2 separate regions of the Homo sapiens genome follow, and region 1 is linked to region 2. The links are chromatin contacts, found by Hi-C or POLR2A ChIA-PET in ENCODE. All regions are on one chromosome and are shown on one strand. Each heading gives the region's core, a stretch centred on a gene start or an enhancer-like site at or near the end of the contact. The rest is flanking DNA. Distances are from core to core; before and after follow the strand shown. Region 1 has its middle 92 kb from the start of SNHG20. Region 2 overlaps LOC105371899 (a long non-coding RNA gene).

Region 1 (7,735 bases), core at 907-3,406, 40 kb before region 2:
ACCCAGGTTGGGAGTGCAGTGGCCCAATCTTGGCTCACTGCAATCTTTGCCTCCCAGGTTCAAGCAATTCTCCTGCCTCAGCCTCCCAAGTAGCTGGGATTACAGGTGCCCTCCACCATACCCAGCTAATTTTTTTTGTATTTTTACTAGAGACGGGGTTTCACCATGTTGGCCAGGCTGGTTTCGAACTCCTGACCTCAAGTGATCCTCCCACCTCGGCCTCCCAAAGTGCTAGGATTGTAGGTGTGAGCCACTGCACCTGGCCTAGATTAAGTATTTTTAAATTTGCAGATTATATAACAGATTATATAACTGCCTGGCCTTGGGCAGGTCACGAAACCTCAGTGTCCATCTACCTCCCCATCTGTGAAGCAGAGATCATGACAGCATCTGTGGTGAATTCTGGAAACTCTATGGTCAGAGGGTACAGGTTCCACAAGGCAGCCCCCACTTCAGACCCCAGCCACAACAATGAGGGTCCCAGGACCACCCTCACTTTAGACCAGCTTGCTATGAATTTGGGGGCCCGCACAACCACCGTCTCATTTGATAATTTTCTAGAATGACCTACAGAACTCAGGAGAGTGCTATACTTAACAATTATAGTTACCGCAAAAGGTTACAAATTAATGGCCTGGCGCAATAGCTCACACCTGTAATCCCAGCACTTTGGGAGGCTGAGGCAGCCGGATCACAAGGTCAGGAGTTCAAGACCAGTCTGGCCAACATGGTGAAACCCCACCTCTCCTAAAAATACAAAAATTAGCCAGGCACGGTGGCGCACGCCTATAATCCCAGCTATTGAGGAGGCTGAGGCAGGAGAATTGCTTGAACCCAGGAGGTGGAGGTTGCAATGAGCCGAGATCAAACTACTGCACTCCAGCCCAGGTGATAGAGCAAGACTCTGTCTCAGAATATATAAATAAATAAATAAATAAATAAATAAGTTACAAATTAGGACCAGCCATGGGACAAGATGCACAGGCCAAAGTCTGATGGGATCTAAACGCGGAGCCTCTGGCCATCTTCTCCCCAGGGAACCCTGGGCGGTCTTCCCACCTCCTGGCCCTAATGCCTGACAACATTCAAGAGTGCTTCCTGCCAGGGAAGCTCACCTGAGGCTTTGGGGTCCAGAGCTTTTCCTGGGGCTCCATCACACGCTAACCATGTGACTCACCTATCCTCTTCAGTCCCTCTGGAGGTCGGCACTGATACGGGATGTCCTGAGGCCCCCATCATAAACCGCATTGCTGGACCCTCCAGGGGCCAAAGCCCTTGGGCAACAAAGACACTCCTGTCAGGAGGGACATGGTGTGGCCTAGAGATCACCCTCCTCCGCGGTAACCAGGTCAGAGGCCAGGCATTCTTTGGGTCAGTTACCTCTCCTGCACGCAGTGTCTAGCTCCTAGGGCTGTGAGGGTTCTGCGAGCTAATCCCTCAAAGTGTTTGTTGCAGTGAATGCTTGATACATGTGAGTTGCCATCATATCACAGCACTGTATTTAGAAAGGGCACTGTCTCAGGCTGTTAGAGCAGGGCTGAGTTTTGGCTGGAGAGATGATGCTATAGATACCAGGGACCCTGCCCTGTCAGGTGCAGGATTTACAGCAGGATGAAGGAGAACCGCCCCGGTCTCTTGAGCCCCCTCACCCTCTCCCAGAACCCTAGAAGGGAGAGTTTCCAAGAGCACAGCGTTCCCAGCCAGTGGACCCTCAGAAAATAGAAGTTGACCGAGAGTCTAAGATGGGCTTGAGCAAGGCAGTTTATCAGGGCTTTCAGCTGGAGCAGCAAGGGGGACAGTACAGGAAGAGACCTGCAGCTGGCTCCCCAAAGCTGGTCGGACTGTTGATTTATTTTCCTTCCGGCCTCCTCCAGATGACATCATTGCATGTTTAGGGTGGTCTGTCCATCATGACTGCACAGTCTCTGTCACGCTTCTTCACGCGACGCATGTCTCATTAGCATCTCAACTTTCCATCCGGGGTATGATGTTTACCATTAAAATGAAGCAAAGGTACAGTTAGGGCGGGCTAGGACCTTGCTGGGGATGTGCATTTGGGGATTGTGGAGAGTCCCTACTGTTAACAGCCACGACATTTGTGGTTTAAGCACTCTGTGTGTTTTAGATTTACTTGGCCTATTTTTGTGAAAGGAAGCGTTTGTGGTTACAGGGCTGCATGGCTGAGTATGGCTGCAGTCAGCATGGTGTGTAAGGAAAACAGGGACCCTTCCCCCGTCCCTGTTCTGCTTTCCCCAGCTGTCTCAAAAAGGGCACTTACAGCGGGGCGCCAAGCGAGGGGAACAGGCAGCTAAGGCTGAAGACCCAAACTCCCGACGGCTCACAAGCAGGGGTTTTGTTTGTTTGTTTGTTTGTTTTGAGACCGAGTTTTGCTCTTGTCGCCCAGGCTGGAGTGCAGTGGAATGATCTCGGCTCACTGCAACCTCCGCCTCCTGGGTTCGAGCGATTCTCCTGCCTCAGCCTCCCGAGTAGCTGGGGTTACAGGCACCTGCCACCACGCCTGGCTAATTTTGTATTTTTTAGTAGAGACGGGGTTTCACCATGTTGGCCAGGTGGGTCTTGAACCCCTGACCTCAAGTGATCTGCCCACCTTAGCCTCCCAAAGTGCCAGGATTACAGGCGTGAGCACAGGCAAGGGTTTTTAAAGGCAGGGATGCATTTCAGGAAAGCGAGGGGTGCATTGCAGGTAAAGTTGTAAACCCATACATGGAGGCTGTACCTCAGTGTGGCCATGGGCATGATTCTCCAGGCCTCTCAGGATGAAATTCTGAACAAAGAACGGCAGTCAGAGTGCCGCCCTCGGTTCCCCACATCTGAGGTCTATAGGATAGAGGCTGGCAGTGGGGGTTTCTGAAAAACAACTCGAGAACATATGTGAAGATGTTATCTTTAGTTTCTGTAGGAACCAAAACACCTTGTTCCTCTGGCTTGCTTGGGAGGCTCCTGTTGCTCTCATCTTGTTTGTTGCTATCTTCCTGCTTATCCGGCTGCTCATTTATTCTCCAAGGCTAGCTAGTGCCTGGAATTTCTCCTGAAGGAACTCAAGACTTTTCCTTTATTTCCATGCTGTGGTTGGGGGGTGGGTGCGGGCAGGCCCCTAGGCGGGTCCCCGCTCTGTCTCTGCATCAGGAGAACTCATGGGACCCCCTGCAGAGAGCCTTGAAATGTGTCTCCTGCAGCAGAGAAATGCAAAGCATGGACACCTGGCCCAGCCTGGAAATGCGTGAGTGAGGGGGCCAGGGGTCTGCCTCCCCCAGAAACATCTCCATGGTGAGGAAATGGCTGTGGCCATTCGGGTGGTGGAGCGGGAGCCCTACAGGCCCAGGTTTGTGTGTCAGGGCAAGGAGATGGGAGTGTTCCTTGCAGACCAGAGAGAGAATCACAAGGGGCTACCCAAGGACCCTACCAGTGGGGCCGTCTGGAAGGGGATGGGGCAGTGCCCAGAAGGATGCTCGGGGGGGCTTCTGCTGGACGTCACATGGGACTACTCAGGATTTGAGGAGCATCCCCCAGGGTCACAGGGACCCAGAGCCCAGCAGGGAACCTTCCAGGAGCCCTTGGAAGCCAAGAGGGGAAGCTGTCCAGGCGAGTGAGGACCACCCTAGCAGGTTCCCACCTCCTTCCCCCCAACCCCCTCTCTCTGCCAGGGCTGGGGCAGATCATCCGCCCCATCCCCTTCCCATTGCAGCCTCTGGACTGGAGCAGGCTGAGCTGGGGAAGGGAGAAGATTCAACCCCTAGTTCCCTTGAGAGATATGATTAAATATCATGGGCTTGTAGGGGTGGAAAACTCATTTGTTCCTACAATACTCATAAGTTCTCAGCTGGAACAGCCTCCTGGAACAAAAAGACAGATTAACAAGAGAAAGGCAGACGTGCATCAGCATGCATGCTGCCTTTTTCTTTTCTTTCTTTCTTTCTTTTTCTTTCTTTTTTTTTTTTTTTTGATATGGAGTCTCGCTCTGTTGCCCAGGCTGGAGTGCAGTGGCAGGATCTCAGCTCACTGCAACCTCTGCCTCCCAGGTTCAAGCAATTCTCCTACCTCAGCCTCCTGAGTAGCTGGGATTACAGGCGTGCGCCACCACACCCAGCTAATTTTTGTATTTTTAGTAGGGACGGGGTTTTGCCATGTTGGCCAGGCTGGTCTCGAACTCCTGACCTCAAGTGATCCGCCCACCTCGGCCTCCCAAAGTGCTGGGATTAGGCCCAGCCAGCATACACGTTGCCTATGTGCACAGGAAGCACCCAGGGAATGCCTGGTTCTCAAAGAGATGGCTTTGAATCCCAGATCATGTTGCATCTTCCACAGAGAACAGTACATCTTTGGAGAAGTCACAAGACAAAGGGAAAGGACTTTGGGTGCAGCCCCCTGGAGAGGCACAGAGCTGGCGGGTGCAGGCTGGCTGGGGAAACCTGTTCTTGTGGATGCCTCTGGAGCTGGCCTCAGGCCCACAAGGGTGCAAAGGTGTCTTCAGTGGCTCAGCTTTGCTCCGTGGTAGAAAGGGGAGTGGGACAGCTTCTGTCTCTACAAATCTATGTCCTGCTTTTAGGCAAACAGAGGGAGTGCAGAGCTTCCTGCACCTGCTTCTTCTTAACTGCCCGCAGCTCAACAGCCTGATGCCAAAAGGTGCACATTTTGGGGCGGCACATTTCTGATCTTCCACAAGCTGAATATTCTGAAGACCAAATTAAGACTGTGTTTGCAACCCAGCGTGGCCACGAGCTATTACCTAAGAGAAGGAGCTGGGGCCATGCATTTGCTAATGTTTGCATCCAGGGGTGAGGGACAATGGACCTCCTCCCATCGACACATGAAAGGGCAGGGGAGAAAAAGCAATGACGTCAGGAGCCAACAAGGCAGTTACCCAGAGAGACAGGACTGGAAAGGTTTACAGCCAAATGCTAGCGGTGGGTATTTGGGGTGCGGACGGGATTGTAATTGGCTTTATCTTATTCTGTGTGGTTTTCTCTATTTTCTCATTTTTCTACTGTGGATGTGAATGACTTATATAATTGGGAGGAAATGCTGGGTGTTTTTGTTTTATTATTTTTATTTTTATTTTTTAATTCTTTTTTGAGGCAGAGTCTTGCTCTGTCACTCAGGCTGGAGTGCGGTGGCGCGATCTCAGCTCACTGCAACCTCCACCTCCCAGGTTCAAACAGTTCTACTTCAGCCTTCTGAGTAGCTGGGATTACAGGCATGTGGACCACGCCCGGCTAATTTTTGTATTTTTGGTAGAGATGGGGTTTCGCCATGTTGGCCAGGCTGGTCTCGAACTCCTGGCCCGAAGTGATCCACCCATCTTGGTCTCCCAAAGTGCTGGGATTACAGGCATGAGCCACCACGCCCGGCCTCTGTTTTTGTTTTTTGTATAAAAAGGAAGGCACTCAGGATAGGGAGTTTTCCTTTGCAACTGAATTCTGGAGTCTTGGTATGAAACAGGCAAAGCTGGTCGACCGTCCGGCCTGCTCAGGGAGGCTTCCCCCAGAACCCCTCAAGGTGGCCTCTGGTGTGGGGACTCTGGGATTTTCTGCTTTTGAGCTGGAATTTTTTTCCCCTGCATGTGGCATCCTTCACAGAGATCAGAACAGGGCAAAGGCAATTTGAAGTAAGGAGCCCAAGATAGTGGGAGAAAAGGAGAAAAATAAAACCTCATTGTCTTTGACATTTCTGGAAGGCTCTGGGTTAATTGCAGTGCTGGGAACTATGTGTGGAAACCACAGAGCCTGCTCCTCCCCTGTGGCCAGGGCAACTTCTGGAATACCCTGTAATTAATAGTGTCCTTTCCGGTAGTGGCTTCGGTAGTGGCTTCTCAGCCTCTCATCAGGCCCATCTCCTGGAAACAAAGACCTGTTCAGAGGTGCTGGGCCTTCTGGTAATTTCCTTCCTCAATCCGTTTGTCTGGAGAAGAGTTCACTTGAAAAGGACTTCCAGTGAATTCCATTTTACGATCACAAAAGCACTGGGGGCAGTTGCCGTAGCAACCAGGGATGGGCCAGTCTATTAATTTGTAGAGGAACAATGATGGATGTCCTGACCCTCACAGGAAGCCTGAGGTCGGCATGACCATTGTTTCTCTGATTCTCCTCCCATCATCTCTGAGCAAGGGAAAAATAAACCTGTGTGGTCAGCACTGGACCAGAATAAGAGAATTATCCAGAACCTCCGAGGCCCCTGGTTCGTCAATGTCCCCTGCTCCGGCTTCTTTCCAAATATGTTTATATCCTGTCCCCGACTCTCCGAAAACAAGAGGCACAAGTGTCAGCTGTGTGTTTAAATAAATAAATCTCCATCAACCCCAAAGGACAAATCCGGAGATGCCTGGTAAAGAAAACAGCTTCCCAGGGCAAGGCCCTGGGGGAGGGTGGGGTGGGAGGCCTCTGAGGGATTTCTCAGTATCCACCTGTCTGCCTTCACAGTCTTGCAAAACTTTTTTTCTGTTTTTGAGACAAGGCCTCACTCTGTTGCTCAGGCTAGAGTGCAGCGGCGCAATCGTGGTTCACCTCAGCCTTGATCTTCTAGGCTCAGGTGATCCTCCCACCTCAGCTTCTCAAGTAGCTGGAACTACAAGTGTGCACCACCAAGCCTGGGTTTAAAAAAAAAAATTACTTATAGAGATGGTGTCTTGCCGTTGTTGCCCAAGCTGGTCTCAAACTCCTGGGCTCAAGTGATCCTCCTGCCTCAGCCTCCCAAAGTGCTGGGATTACAGGCATGTACCACCTCACCCAGTCCCCAGTCTTGCAAAACTTAATGTTGACTTTCATTTTATCTAAGGATGAAGGAAAGTCAGGGGGGTGTAGGGTTAGAGCTCAGGAAAACCTTGCCTGAGGTTGTGCTAAGAGATGGAAGGAGAGGCCGGGCACAGTGGCTCACACCTGTAATCCCAGCACTGGGAGGCTGAGGCAGGAGAATTGCTTGAACCAGGACCTGGGAGGTGGAGGTTGCAGTGAGCCGAGATTGCACCGCTGCACTCTAGCCTGGGCTACAGAGCGAGACTCTGAAGAGCTGGAAGGAGAAGCCCAGGAAGACTGGGAATCCCTTCCCCTAAGATGCTATACCAGAGAAGAACCTGGGGAGCCAGCGATTGCTCCTCTCATCTGTAAAACCTTCCATAGGAGCCCCCATGCTTGGTTCAATACAAAGCCTACAGCCTCTCCTCCACCTGCAGAGCTGAGACCGGCAGAGACCAGGGAGCATGGTATGCCTTGGACAAGAGATGGGAGGGGCAGCAACAGGGCCACCTCCCTGGCCCCAGTTCCAACTTGGCCTTTCTTTCTTTTCTGGCACTTTCCCAGGCAGACCAGAGCCATGCACTCAATTAACCCTCAACGCTGGAGAAATTGGTCTTCAGCCAGAAAAATATAAATATAAACAGGCACCGCAGCGTTTTCTTAATCTTCACAACAGTTCTATGGGCTAGGACTGCCACTGCCCAGAGGGGGACCTTTTTCAGATTTACCCAAAGGTACCACATAAAGCCAACAGCCACCCCAGTAGCCTCCGCTTTAGACAGGAAGAAACTCAGAGAGGTTAAGTAACATATATAAGATCACACAGCTGGTCAGTGGTCATTGGGATTCAAGCTAAGTCTTTCCATTTCACCGGTGGAGAAATCAAGGCTCAGAGAAGTGAATTATCTGTGCAAGTTATACAGCCAAGAGGTGACTGAGCAAGGCTTCGACCTCATCTTTGATGTCTAAGCTTGTGGTTCCCACCG
Region 2 (7,819 bases), core at 4,411-6,910:
CAGAGTCAACGGTGAGTCTCAGCCTCATGTTGTGGGTTGGGGGCAGCAGTGGTTTCTAAGGGGGTCTCAACAGGAAGAGGGTAAGGCTGACATAGCCAGGGGAGCAGGGAGAGAAGCCGGTGGGAGAGAGATGGGAAATGAGTGGGATATAGCCTCTAAGGTGAAGCTGCCTCCTAGGCCCACCTTGGGGGCTCCTGAGAGGTGGGAGATGCGGAGGGAGGGCTCTCCAGGTTCCACCTGCCCTTGTGTAAGTCAGGATGCCCAGGTTTTTTTTTGTTTTTTTTTTGAGATGGAGTTTCACTCTTGTTGCCCAGGCTGGAGTGCAATGGCATGATTTCAGCACACCGCAACCTCCGCCTCCCGGGTCAAGTGATTCTCCTGCCTCAGCCTCTCAAGTAGCTGGGATTACAGGCATGTGCCACCAAACCGGCTAATTCTGTATTTTCAGTAGAGACAGGGTTTCTCCATGTTGGTCAGGCTGGTCTCGACCTCCTGACCTCAGGTGATCCACCCGCCTCGGCCTCCCAAAGTGCTGGGATTATGGGTGTGAGCCACCACGCCTGGCCAAGTTTTTCAGGGCAGTGCTCCCACCTGGCCAATCAGAAGCCCCCGGGAGCCACATACCTCACCACCAGCCATCTAAGCGTCTCTCCATTGTGGGGCCCTCCCCATAGACACTGAGCTCTTTGAGAATGAGGATGGCTATGTTTACCACTGTATCTCAAGGTTCAAGTCCAGGGCCACCCACAGGACTGGAGTTCAGCAACTCTTAGAACAGGTCTGATCCTCACTCTCCCCTCCCTGCTCTGCTCCACCCATGCTAGCCTCTTTCCTCCATCTTGCACCTGCCTCAGGGCCTTTGCACAGGCTGTTCCTGCTGCCTGGAAGCTCATCCTTTTGGCTCACTCCCTCACTTCCTGCCCAAATGTCATCTCCATGAGATCGCCCTGGAAACCCAGGACTACCTTCCCACCTTCCACACTCCCTTGCCCTCTTGCTATAATTTTCTCTATGGCATGTATTAAATATTTGTTTATTGTCTGTCTTCTGCCAACTGCATTATAAGCTCCCCGAGAGCAGGCACCTTCTTTTGTACACAGCTGTATCTCCAGAGTGGTGCTTGCGGGCAGCAGGTTCTCAATAAACTCGATGAATGAATGAATGAATGACCATCCCTGGCCAGGGAAGGAGCACAGGGCATTGGGCCTAATAGGGGAAACCTGTTCCCTTTAGACCCAGCTGGCACGCAGGGGCCAAGTGGCCTGAGTTTGGCACCAGGGATTTCATCCTCTCCCTCGGTAGCAAATGGTCACCTGCTTCCAGGCCATCCTGTTCCCTCTCTGCTGGTGGCCATGGCTGCAGCAGCCCTCTCAGACTGAAGGCCCACTCTGATCTTTGGGACCACACTCCTCCAGGTCCTCCCCATGCTTTCCGGCTGTACCCTCATCCTCAGGACGAACCTCCGCACCTCCTCCCATCATCTCAGGCCCCATCTGCAAAGTTGGGATCAGAGAGAGGCCCAGACTGCGCTGGACAACTGAGCCAGTTTTCATTTCAAATCGAAGTTTAAAAGATGCCACTTTTAATTATGCTTGAGTGCAGTGTACCCTGAGGCCTTTTGTGGTAAATGGCTCTCAATAATCCCAGTTTATTCATTAATTATTATTAATTATTTTCTTAAGTAGTGGCAAGGGGACGCAGGGCCCCGCTCAGACCACAAGTCGCACATCGACTGTCAAATCCTCGATGAGCAGGCTCTGAAGAGTTGCCTGTGCCGGCTGCAATCTGGCTCGCCTGGGCCCGGGCTGGGGTGCCAGGAGCACTCTGGACTGAGGCGGGGCTTCCAGAGCGTGGGGCAGGGCTGGGGGAAAGGAGGGCCTGGAGGAGCCACAGGCCACACCGGACAAAAACACCTTCCACCAGGGTGGCACTTCACCTTCGGGAAGCTCCTTCACTGGATAATGAAGACTTTTGTCTTCAGCAAAGCGAGGAAGAAAAGAATTACCATTACCACCAGCCAAGGCACCTGACACATGTGGTCAGTGGTGAACTGGTAAACTCGTTCTCCAGAAACAAAACAATCATCTCAATCATCTAACATTTCTTTCCTCTTTTTTTTTTTTTTTTTTGATACAGGATCTTACTCTGTCACCCAGGCTGGAGTGCAGTGGCGCAATCTTGGCTCACTGCAGCCTCAACCTTCCAGGCTCAAGTGATCTTCCCACCTCAGCCTCTTAAGTACCTGGGACTACAGGCGCACACCACCATACCTGCCTAATTTTTGTATTTTTTGTAGAGATGGGGTTTCGCCATGTTGCCCAAGCTGGTCTCAAACTCCTGAGCTCAAGTGATCCTCCCACCTCGGTCTTGAGGCTTGAGCCACTGCACCTGGCCTACCATTTCATTATTTATGATTCTATAATATTCCACTGTAGGGGCATACAGGTCCCTTAACTTCTCAGTTCCTTACTACTGGGCCATTTCCCACTTTTCATTATTCTAAACAAATTTGATGAACAGGCTTTTGCATAGGTATCTACCCATACCCTCATTCACTTACCTAGGTGACATTTCTAAAGGTGAAATTAACTGATCAAAGGACGTGTGTTTTTAAGGCTTTGATGCACATTACTTAACTTTAACTAAACTCAGGAAAAACGGTGATAAATTATACCCCAAGGCCAGCACTTGGGAAGCTGAGATGGGTGGATCACTTGAGGTCAGGAGTTGGAGACCAGCCTGGCCAACATGGTAAAACCCCATCTCCACTAAAAATACAAAAATTAATGGGTGTGTTGGCATGTGTCTGTAATCCCAGCTACTAGGGAGGCTGAGGCAAGGGAATCGCTTGAACCCAGAAGGCGGAGGCTGCAGTGAGCCAAGATCACAGCACTGCATTCCATCCTGGGCAATAGAGTGAGACTCGGTCTCAAAAAAAAAAAAAAAAAAATACACACACACACACACACACACCCCAAGGATAGATATTTATAGGGGATCACACTGATCTTTATATACGAGGTCTAGAACAAGGCAAAATGCAAATAAGAAAAAGTCCTGAATTCTAGTACTTGCCAGTTTCCATGGTGTAATACTCCCATCCTGGCCAGTATGGAGATACTAACAATTTAACAACTGGCTTGCAAAATTCCTGAAAATCTAACAACCGTCTCTGGGAGCTCATGGGAGCTGACCCTGGCACCTTAGTGTGTGTGATGAGATTTCCTCCTTCTCTGAAAGGAGGTCATGGTAATTTCATCTGTCAACTTGACTGGGCCATGGGGTGCTAAGGTGCTGGTCAAACATTCTGGGTGTTTCTCTGAGAGTGTTTCTGGATGAGATTAACATTTGAAGGCTTGGTGCAGTGGCTCATGCCTGTAATCCCAGCACTTTGGGAGGCCAAGGCGGCCAGATCGCTTGAGCTGAGGAGTTCGAGACCAGCCTGGGCAACACGACAAACCCCATCTCTACTAAAAATACAACAATTAGCTGGGCGTGGAGGCGCATACCTGTAGTCCCAGCTACCTGGGAGGCTGAGGTGGGAGGATCACTTGAGCCTAGGAAGTTGAGGCTGCAGTAAGCCGTGCTCACACCAGTGCACTCCAGCCTGGGCAACAGAGTGAGACCCTGTCTCAAAAAAAAAAAAAAAGAAGCGAAAGAGGGAGGCAGGAGAGTCAGCATCAGAGGAATGAGATACAGGAAGGAGTCGACTGGTCATTGCTGGCTCTAAAGATGCAGGAAGGGGTCGAGAACCAGGGAGTGCAGGCAGCCTCTAGAAAACAGAAGAGGAAGAAAATGGATTCTCCCACAGAGCCTCCAGGAGGCAAGCAGGCAGCCCTGCCGACACATTGATTTTAGCCCAGTGAGGGCCGTTCCGGACTTCTGATGTTCAGGACTAAGATATATTGTGTTATTTTATGCCACTAAATTTGTGGCCATTTGTTTCCAAGACGGTGGTATTGTCCCCATTTAACCAGGTGATGGAACAAAATTTCAGAGACATAAACTCTGTGGGTCACAGCTAGTGATGGGGGCCCAAAACAGGGTTTGACCCCAGGGCTGTCTGACTCCATGGCCCACGTTCTTTGTTGTATCCCAGAAGAGAAGCCACTGTTTACACGAAAGCACCTCTGGGAAGGTTAACAACTTCGTCCTGTGTCAGGCACGGGAACTGCGTAGCCTTTCTTCATGAAACACCAGAAAATAAAAGAAACCGGCCGGACACGGTGGCTCTGTCACCCTAGGACTTTGGGAGGCCAAGGCGGGCAGATCAGTTGAGGTCAGGAGTGTGAGATCAGCATGGACAACATGGCAAAACCCTGTCTCTACTAAAAATACAAAAAAAAAAAAATAGCCAGGAGTGGTGGTGGGTGCCTGTAACCCCAGCTACGCGACAGGCTGAGGCAGGAGAATTGCTTGAACCCAGGAGGTGGAGGTTGCAGTGATCCAGGATCGCGCCACTGCCCTCCAGCCTGGGTGACAGAGCACAAGACTCAGTCAAGAGAAGAGAAGAAAAGCGGAGGGGAGGAGAGGGGGAGAAGAAGAGAAAGGAAAGGGAAGAAGAGAAAGGAAGGAAAGGAAAGGAAAGGAACAACCACAAGCATCCACATCCAGCTTAAGGCAGAGATGAGTTTGCAGGAAGGAGGGGAAGCCCAAGGGCCGGAGTGAACCAGGAGCTGAAAACCAGACGGTGGCTGCGTGAGTGTGGCCAGCGCAGGCCGAGGCTTCCTGGTCCTGGGGTCCAGGGCTTGGACTCTGACTCCTCCACGGAGATGAGAGGTGTGGCCTGGGGGATGGACATGCAGAATCGAGACCCCTGCATAAAGCCAGGCCCCTTCAGTTCTGCGGTCTCCGTGGAAGGACAGAGCAAAAACACCCATCCCCAGCACAGGGAGATTGGGAGAGGGTCTGTCACTATGGGAGAAGGAAGATCAGAGATATTGGCAGAGCGGTCTCCAGAACTGATTAAAATCAGGCACCAGCAGATTCAGGAAGCCCACTTGAGTCCTCAGCAGGCCCCAGCCCTGGACACAGGGGCTCAGGACACAGCCACTACTAGACAGGAGACTGTACCCTCCGGGCCTAGTGCCTTACCAAGCACTGCTCCTGGGAGAATGTTTGCTGAACGGATGGTGATGGGGAGAGGGAAAAGAGAGGGGAAAGTGAGGGTGTCTAAGTCCAGCTTGAGACAAGGCCGGGGGATTCATAGTCTCCACCCACCCTCTGCCTTCAGAGGTCCAAGGATGGGGTGGGCACCAGCATGGGGCTGGGGGAGCCATGGGGGCCAGGGGTATCTGCTGTGGGCTCAAGGAGCCCTCCCAGGGCTCAGACCCCAGCCTGAAACTCTCCCAGCACTCCAAAAGCCAAATCCCACCCAGCTCTGGGCTGCTTCATGGGGCCCCAGACTGGAGAAGACACCCCACGAAGGGTCTCTAAGGAAGAGGCGCTGGTGGTCAGGCCTGGGCAGCTGTGGGAGCTGAGAGTTTAATGGGGAGAACGTGCTCTGTTGGCTTCACGCTCCAACATCAGGGGGAACCAGCTGCACCGTTTCCCCAGAATCACGGTCTCTTGAGCCCAATATTCAAATATATGCAGACGTCGGAGCCTGGACTATTTTTAGCTGAGACTCAGAGGGAGATGATCTCAGGCTGACTCGGAGAGTGGCCCAGTCCCAGAGGAGCGCAGAATCAACCTGAAAAGTCAGGCTTGGGGACCACCCCCTTCTCCTGCTGTAAGCGCCTGGATTCTGCACCCCAGGTGCCCTGAAGGTCTGTGTTGTGGGTGTTTATTTGGGGCGGAGGGACTGGTCTGCATCCCTGGGGAGCTGTGTTCTCTTTCCTTCGATGCCTTTTTTCAGCAAACACTTTGCTTTTCTGCGAAAAGACAAAGCGGGCTGCATGCTGGAGCCAGCGGCCTGGCTAGGGGGCCGTTTACCTCCCGACTCGGGATGCGTGGCTCAGCCTCTTATTATCTTGAAAGGCAGCAGAAGTCTGACCCCTTCTGTGTGAGCTTCCCATGGCTGTTATAGTCACTTACCACCGGCTGTGGCTTAAAACCGCGGGAGCGTATTTCCTCACAGTTCTAGAGGCCAGAAGTCCAGCATCAGGGTGCCAGCAGGGCCGTATTCCCTCTGAAGGCGCCAGAGAAGGGTCCATCTTTGCCCTCCCAGCTTCCGGCGGTCACCAGCAGGCCTTAGTGTTTGCTGGCGCAGCTGCATGGCTCTGATCTCTGCCTCTGTCTTCACAGGGATTTCTTCCCTGTGTGTCCCCGGGTCCTCTTCTGATAAGGACACCAGTCATTGGACTTAAGGCCTCTGCTAATCCAGTCTGGCCTCATCTCAAATTGAAGAACATCTGCACACACCCTATTTCCAAGTAAGATCCTATTCACAGGCACCAGGGGTGCCTTCAATGCATCTTTTGGGGGGAACACAATTCAACCCACAGCATCTTCTGTGTTGTTCTGCCCAAGGACAGCCACCCCCCAGCAGCCGCGGTGAGAAGTTCCCCCAGGTTTGGGGTTTCCAATCTTGGGTGGCGGCAGGCTGGGAGCCAGGGACCGCTTGAGCCTTACTGTGCTCTCCTGCTAGGAGGGGCGGCAGCTCCTTGCCCCTGGAGACAGCGCGGCTCCCCAGAGCAGCTGAGTGTCTTGCAGTCATCAACAGCCACCTCATCTCAGAGGCAGCACCTGGAATCTTACCTGCCTCACCTCCTTTAGTCCTCAAAACACCTGTGTCCCAGGATTATGTCCCTTATTCTACAGAGGAGGAAGCTGAAGTGCAAACTAAGAGGAAGTTCCGAAGCAGCAGGTTGGGGTGCCAGGTGCCAGCCTGGTGAGGAGCTCGGGGCTCTCGCGAGGACCGTGACGGGGCTTTCACCCCATCTTCCCTTCTGAGTCGGGCTTGTTGGGATGGGGTGGTGGGGTCTGCACCTGCACAGCCAAGGAGGAGCAGGGCAGCCTCACCCTAGCACAGTCCTGAAAAGAGGGCCCCGCCCCCTTTAAGGGAATACGTGATTCCCTTTTAGAGAGTGCTAGGCCGATACTTGGAGGAGCCAGTGTGGTCGGGCAGAAAGGGGTGGACAAACCTAAACCCTACGGACCTCTTTTTTGAGACCCCAAACTGCCTGGGCTCTTGCCTCCCAGAAGTCAGATCTTCCCCAGGGGAGGGTGTGGGAAGGTGGGGTTAGGGAACATACAGGGTCTTTGGGAGCCTTCTAAGTCAGCCAAGGCAGCTGGGGCAGCTGCAGGGCCAGAGCACAGGGAAGGCAGGTCCCCAGGTCTAGCTGCTCGGCCTCCAGCCCCGCCAGGCCCAGCTAAGAGGGTGCTTTGGCTGCCAAGAGAAGAACCCAGGGTGGGGACTGCCTCCTGGACCTCCACAGGCAGCTGGCCTCCTACAGTCCTGCTGGGACCTGGGACCCCGTCCTCTCTGCTGCCCTTCAGCTTCCCTGGCTGTGAGGGACAGAACTTGTTACCAGCCTCCCACTCATGTTATTTCTCCTGCCCTTGAACTTCAGGACTGTCTTGGAGCCAGCCGAGGCCTGTTTGCATCCTTTGCCCCCAGGTCCAGCTGGATCCCCCACCTTTTCCTCCACTGGATTCAGCCTAGTGGGCCCTGGGCTGCAAGAGAAGTTGCTTCAGCCCAGGGGCTGGGGCTGGAGGCCAAGGCTTCAAATGAGGCCTCCCCAAGTTGGTACTCAACCTCCTCTCCCTCCTTGGAGGGCAAAGCCATGAGGGCTGCAGAGAGGAGCTAGCCAGGTATGATGGGTAAGTGCAGTGGTTCACAGTAGAACCACACTAGACACATAGAGGAGTGCTTTAT

What was found. A loop is a pair of places that touch in the nucleus more often than their neighbours do. ChIA-PET counts read pairs that join two places held with the same protein, here RNA polymerase II (POLR2A). Pooled maps may share reads with other maps.
Region 1: a map of B cell shows a loop between it and region 2 (8-fold over the local background). The contact joins two enhancer-like sites. A Hi-C loop is called at or near these places in 7 of 168 maps with a recorded cell type or tissue (B cell, CD4-positive, alpha-beta T cell, CD8-positive, alpha-beta T cell and 3 more), 5 of 37 single-sample maps with no recorded cell type and 13 of 50 pooled maps. POLR2A ChIA-PET finds 5 or more read pairs at or near these places in 17 of 52 experiments (B cell, BJ, CD4-positive, alpha-beta T cell and 12 more).

The regions. Positions count from the first base shown.
Region 1 is chr17:76,992,617-77,000,351 of GRCh38, reverse strand. No RefSeq gene overlaps it. Among named protein-coding and RNA genes, the nearest start is that of SNHG20, 92 kb to the left of the region's middle. RefSeq lists enhancers at 1,866-1,945, 1,901-2,441, 4,612-5,153. Within about 2 kb of position 2,156, at least 5 of the 41 ENCODE cell types and tissues checked have a DNase peak (open chromatin) inside an H3K27ac peak, as active enhancers do; they include OCI-LY7, where a contact is called at or near this core.
Region 2 is chr17:76,956,085-76,963,903 of GRCh38, reverse strand. LOC105371899 (a long non-coding RNA gene) reads left to right here. Exons shown (of 3, transcript NR_136417.1): 2 at 1-11. Among named protein-coding and RNA genes, the nearest start is that of MGAT5B, 92 kb to the right of the region's middle. RefSeq lists an enhancer at 5,156-6,069. Within about 2 kb of position 5,660, at least 3 of the 41 ENCODE cell types and tissues checked have a DNase peak (open chromatin) inside an H3K27ac peak, as active enhancers do; they include OCI-LY7, where a contact is called at or near this core.